2 separate regions of the Homo sapiens genome follow, and region 2 is linked to region 1. A link is a contact called in ENCODE Hi-C or POLR2A ChIA-PET data. All regions are on one chromosome and are shown on one strand. Each heading gives the region's core, a stretch centred on a gene start or an enhancer-like site at or near the end of the contact. The rest is flanking DNA. Distances are from core to core; before and after follow the strand shown. Region 1 has its middle 130 kb from the start of UCHL1. Region 2 has its middle 110 kb from the start of LIMCH1.

What was found. A loop is a pair of places that touch in the nucleus more often than their neighbours do. ChIA-PET counts read pairs that join two places held with the same protein, here RNA polymerase II (POLR2A). Pooled maps may share reads with other maps.
Region 2: a map of endothelial cell of umbilical vein shows a loop between it and region 1 (5-fold over the local background). The contact joins two enhancer-like sites. A Hi-C loop is called at or near these places in 6 of 168 maps with a recorded cell type or tissue (Right ventricle myocardium inferior, aorta, endothelial cell of umbilical vein and 3 more) and 8 of 50 pooled maps. POLR2A ChIA-PET finds 5 or more read pairs at or near these places in 4 of 52 experiments (HEK293T, PC-9, Panc1 and 1 more).

The regions. Positions count from the first base shown.
Region 1 is chr4:41,383,654-41,386,497 of GRCh38, reverse strand. It overlaps a transcript of LIMCH1 not described here. Among named protein-coding and RNA genes, the nearest start is that of UCHL1, 130 kb to the right of the region's middle. Within about 2 kb of position 1,362, at least 4 of the 41 ENCODE cell types and tissues checked have a DNase peak (open chromatin) inside an H3K27ac peak, as active enhancers do; they include endothelial cell of umbilical vein, where a contact is called at or near this core.
Region 2 is chr4:41,426,133-41,428,976 of GRCh38, reverse strand. It overlaps a transcript of LIMCH1 not described here. Among named protein-coding and RNA genes, the nearest start is that of LIMCH1, 110 kb to the left of the region's middle. Within about 2 kb of position 1,452, at least 6 of the 41 ENCODE cell types and tissues checked have a DNase peak (open chromatin) inside an H3K27ac peak, as active enhancers do; they include endothelial cell of umbilical vein, where a contact is called at or near this core.

The DNA.
Region 1 (2,844 bases), core at 113-2,612:
ATAATTGGTGCTTACTATGTTTCAGGCATTTCTTTTAATTTTTTGTACATATTAACTCATGTATTCCTGAAAACAACCCTATAAGATAGCTGTTATAACCATAACCATTTCATAGATAAGAAAACTGATGTTTGGAGAGGTTAAGTAACTTTCCCAAGCTACTTCCAGCCTTGTCAGTCAGGATCTATGCCTGAGCACTTCATCCCTCCTCTAAGGAATACTGATGTTCCTGTAGGTCCTCTGGTGCTTCCCCAAGAAGGGTAACAGAAGCCCTGGAATAGCAACCATTTACAGGTCAGACACTGAGTTCTACACGACCAGTTTGGTGCTACTACTGGATGCCATGTTGACAACTGATCTGCCCACCAGTCTCTCTACAAAAATGGTACATGGCTTGATTCTACTTTTTACTATTAATCAATGTATCAATTCATTGACTATGTATTATTTCTTTTTTGACACTCTGCTAGAATCATTCTAATCAAACTCACCCTAGTAGCACTCCTTCAGTGTTGAAGTGTCAAAAGTGGTGTGATGACACCTTAAGAACCTTCCCCCACCAACCCCTGCAGCTATCCATTCATCCTTAGCCTTGACACTTACAGTTGGCTCCAAAAAGTTGCATTACAAAGAAAAATTCAACAGGCTCTTTGGCAGATCTGTTTTAGTAGTGTCAATATATACGCCACCTTTTTATAGCTCTTCCTTATGAGAAAAAACAAATGGGGTCCTAAATAACACAGAGTCACCCAGGGCATCAAACCCATTCTTTTATGAGCTCACTTCCTGGAAGCCAGAGACACAATCTGCACTGCTCTTTTTTATACCTCTTACTCAGATTTAGAATTTTCCTTTCAGAAAAACAAAATAAGGGCATTCTACTGAGTTGCCATGGTGATTTTTTTGCTTTCCTTTCTGGAACATTTTTAATATGCAGAATAAAATGTATCATAACTCTCTGACAAAACTGAACACCCATAGGATAAGTTTGATATCCCTCCAAAAATCACCATGCACAAAATTACATTTTTAATAAGCCCATTGCCACAGAAATTTAAGGAAACCCATGATGATGATTTCTGTATCACTCAAAACATTAGAAAAAAAATCTAAATTATCAATTTAATGCATATAAAATGCTCAGAAAACAAATACTCTCAATCCAAAATGGCTTTAAAAAGAGGAGGCTCACTTGCTCACATTAATTTCTAAGCAAAGAAGTTAAAACTGAAACACAGTGGAATAGAAACAGATGTTCAATCCATAGATGCAGATAAGAATTCCTCACTTGCCTGCTTATCACTAACAGATGAAGGAAGTGCATTCATTAAGGAAGCAAAAGCTGGCCCAAGTGGCACAGCGCCAGGTCACAATATCCACTGGTTCAGAGTACAACTGAATGTTCCCAACTTCAAGAGGACAAAGAGAAGTTAAATACACTGAAAAATTAAATATACAATTTTTAAATGCCATAACAGAGGTAGAACTACTCCAACTTCCTCAGGCAAAGAGGATGTGTTCCCCTTCCTATCAGTTCTACTTCACTTATATCCCAAAATGATGCTGTTCAGACTTTTTTCTTAAATTCCTAGATTTCCTCTTTTTTTCAAGTTCTATCATATTGTCAAGCATACAAAGTTGAGGGGAAACCCTACTTCTGATCAACACCAAGTAATACTTGGTAGTATTTGGAGTGGACTTTGAAGACAACGCTGTACTTACAGAATAATCAGAAAAAGAGCATCAAACTTAATATATCTACAACCGCACTTAGCATCTTCTCCCTTGCATATTTAAAACACAAAATCAAGCTCAGCCCTTTCTTCTGGCTTTGCTTCAAATCTCAGCAAATGCCACTGCCATGTGCCCAACCAGTCAGGCTAAAAATGTTGCATCAACTTAATCCTTACTCTCCCAATACCCACACTTTCACTTATTCAAAGTTTATTGACTGCTGAGGATTCTGTGATGACCAAGAAAGCACGATGTAGGCCGGGCGCGGTGGCTCACGCCTGTAATCCCAGCACTTTGGGAGGCCGAGGCGGGTGGATCACCAGGTCAGGAGATCGAGACCATCCTGGCTAATACGGTGAAACCCCGTCTCTACTAAAAATAAAAAAAAAAAAATAGCCCGGCGTGGTGGCAGGCACCTGTAGTCCCAGTTACTAGGGAGGCTGAGGCAGGAGAATGGCGTCAACCCAGGAGACGGAGCTTGTAGTGAGCCGAGATCGCACCACTGCACTCCAGCCTGGGTGACAGAGCAAGACTCCGTCTCAAAAAAAAAAAAGAAAGCAGGATGTAATGTGAAGGACCCCTCACTGTCTAATCCCTCTCACCTCCCACTCACTGCTCAGCCCCCTGCAGTCTGGCTTCTGCCCCACCATTCTACTGAAATGCTCCAGCCTAGATCTCTAACAACCTTTTTAGCCATATTCAGCAGTCACTTTTCAGTTCATTATTTGCCTTCCTGGCAGCATTTGACAATTGTGTTCCTCCCTTCCTTCTTGAAAATTCCTCTTGCCTTAGCTGCTGATACTATTAGTTGTCTTCAACATTTAACAACTAGGAGTTCTCCCACTTAATTGTCCACGTTTCTCACTTCCCTATCTCAGTTTCTCTGCAGGTTCCTCTTTCTATTCATCCCTTAAATGTCATTCTTCACAGTGTTCACAGAGAGAGCCCTACAGCTCTCAACCCTGGTCACACACCAGAATCACCTATGGAGCCTTAAATATATACATACACATACATATAGACATATATATAGATAGATCTATAGATATAGATATATATCTGAGCCACACACTCTGGTCATAGTAATTAAACAAGCTTGGAGTGGGGCCC
Region 2 (2,844 bases), core at 203-2,702, 42 kb before region 1:
CAGTCAGAAAAAAAGTAAGAAGGGGAATCAAATGCTTGAGATGGGAAAGGAAGAAATCACAGAAGAAACCATGGAAGACTTCAGGCAGCAGTGAGCGACTGTCTTCACACAGCAACTCAACCCCATGCCTCTCAGCCCTGGCTTTGCCATTAGCGATGCTCTCTCTTCTCACTCACTGCCAGGAAATGACTTAGATACCAAGTGTCAGCTCTTTCATCTTTCCTCAATCCAACCTGAAATCTCAGTCTGGCTTCTGCTCACAGCACTCCACTAAAAATGGAAACCAGTCTGTGCATTTCTGGGGCTGGGACACATAACAGAATATCGAGCCAGCCAAGTGTCACCTTTTACCGATAGGGAGATAAATTGGCTTGCTTAAAGCCACATTCTGAATAGTTAGAAGTTACTTAAGAACTCCAAATGGCCAAATGCATAGTCTATCATTTAATCCCCAATTTACTTGCTTTCTCTGCCACTCCCTATCAGCTCTTCTCATTTGAAATTGCCCCCTCCCTTCAAGGGCTTAACACTAATCTCTTCTGACATTATCTCATCTCTATTTCCTTTTCATGTGTTTTAAAAACACTTGCACAGCACTTATTATGTAGTGCTTTAGAGATATTAACTTATTTAATCATGATAGCACGGAGGAGGTACTACTATTATTACCATTATACAGATGAGGGACAGTGAGGTTAAGTGATATAACCAAGGTCCACAGCTAGTAAGAGGCAGATGATTTGAAACCAAACCAACTGGCCTCAGAGTTCATGTTCTTTACCACGACCTCATACTGTCTCTAGCTAATGCTGCATCCCTCTCTCTCTCCAAAAGATGAGAAAGTCGACACCCCTCCTTTGAACAGATCATCTTTGAGGATTTCAATTTCAGAGCAATCTGTTAAGCTGTTAAGACCACCCAAGGAAAACTGCTTATTATTCTCCAGCACACATTTCAGAGAATTTTTTTTTTATTGCTGAATACACAGAGGTAAAAAGGAACCAGTAAATTCTTCTTCTTTTTTTTTTTTTTTCCAAATAGATGCACCATTTTGTAGGTAAACAAGGTGAGGAAATAGAACTAAGCTCTAAGGACTAGACAATGTGGTATGAGTTAAAGCAAAACTTTAGCTGAATCCGTCAGGAATGATTGATTGAATTTAACTAGGGAACTCATGTGTTTGTACAATCTAAAGAAGGAAGACGTCCTGTTTTGGTAAGATAACCTTAAGTCTGGCTTCTGTTTTATTTTTGTTATGTATTTTTGTAATTTGGGGTTTGAATAAGCAAGAGTGCAAAGGTCTCCTGGCAAAAGCTCCTTTGTTAAAATCCAGAAAAACAAACAATCAACATTGATGTTTTGGAACAGGCCACAGCTGTCCGGCTTTCAAACATGTTACCTTCCACTTCTTTAAGGAAATGAACACACAAAGGCTTTCAGAACTGTCTGGCCCAGCGGAGGTCACTGCTCGGAACCAAGTGATTTCTTGCCTAAGACAGGGAGAGGGCAGTAGGATAGGAGGGAGGAAATGGCCCCGAAGACTGTACATACAAAAGTGCCCATTCTTTTGACCCTCAGGCCGAAGGAAAACAAAAATCCATCATTTGTGAGCTTGGCAAAGGAAGCTTTACTTTGAAGATAAATTTTATGGGGTACTTAAAACACATGATATGGCCTTCCTTGGAGTCAGAAGAAGTGAGTAGTTCACTGCAGGCAGGCCCTATGCAGTTCAGAGTGGAGAGAGGGAAGGGGTGGGAAGGACAATGAAAGTAACTCAAAGAAATTAAAAGATCTCAAGCCATCAAAACATCCTCTCCAAATTTTGCAAGAAATGTTTATATGTAAAATAACTTAAGTCCTGCCACTTTCTCTGACCACCAAATAGAATCAGGAGGTGCCAATGATCAATCATTCTTTGATTGACCCAACATGAATTGTATGTCTCTTTCTGTGCCCAGGAATTGTGTGAGGCACTGGAGGTAGAGACTAATAATGCCACCTCTCCATCCATGGCCTCAAAGAGTTATGAGTTAACTGGAATTTCACTGAATACATCAAACATATATTATTTTCATATACCAAGTAGAAATGAGTATGTTTTTTACTTAGTATCTTACTTGTAATGGTTATTTTAGGTGAAAGGAAAACCCACGTCAACTGTAAACATGAGAGCCTAGATTTTTCCACTAATTTCAGCAAGGCTGAAGAAGTTTGTTTACAAAGACCTGTCAAACACACTCGGGAATGGGTGGCTCTTTTGAGCAATAATGTTTCCGTGCCAACTCTTAAGTTTAAAAGGGAGAGTCCCTGGTAGGAAATGACAATGCTGTGTGGAAACAACAGCAGTATATATTGGACTCTTTACACCCAGAGGACAATCATTTCCAAATCTATCTTCAAATATGAAAGGCAGTAATATGTAGAGAACCTTCAAAGGACTGAGTTATCTGAATTACTCTAAGCATATAATATTTCTAAAGTAAAATTGCCAGGATAAAGTCATGATTCCTAAATTTAACTAAAGTCTCCTGTGAAATGTCTATACTGTTACAAACATCTATTACTATCATAAAGAAAGATGTAGAAAAACACTTCTCATATACAGACCATGAAAAGAACTAAGAATCACCTGGAATCTTACAAGAATCTTTTCACGGGCCGGGCGCAGTGGCTCACGCCTGTAATCCCAGCACTTTGGGAGGCCGAGGCGGGCGGATCACGAGGTCAGGAGATCGAGACCATCCCGGCTAAAACGGTGAAACCCCGTCTCTACTAAAAATACAAAAAATTAGCCGGGCGTAGTGGCGGGCGCCTGTAGTCCCAGCTACTTGGGAGGCTGAGGCA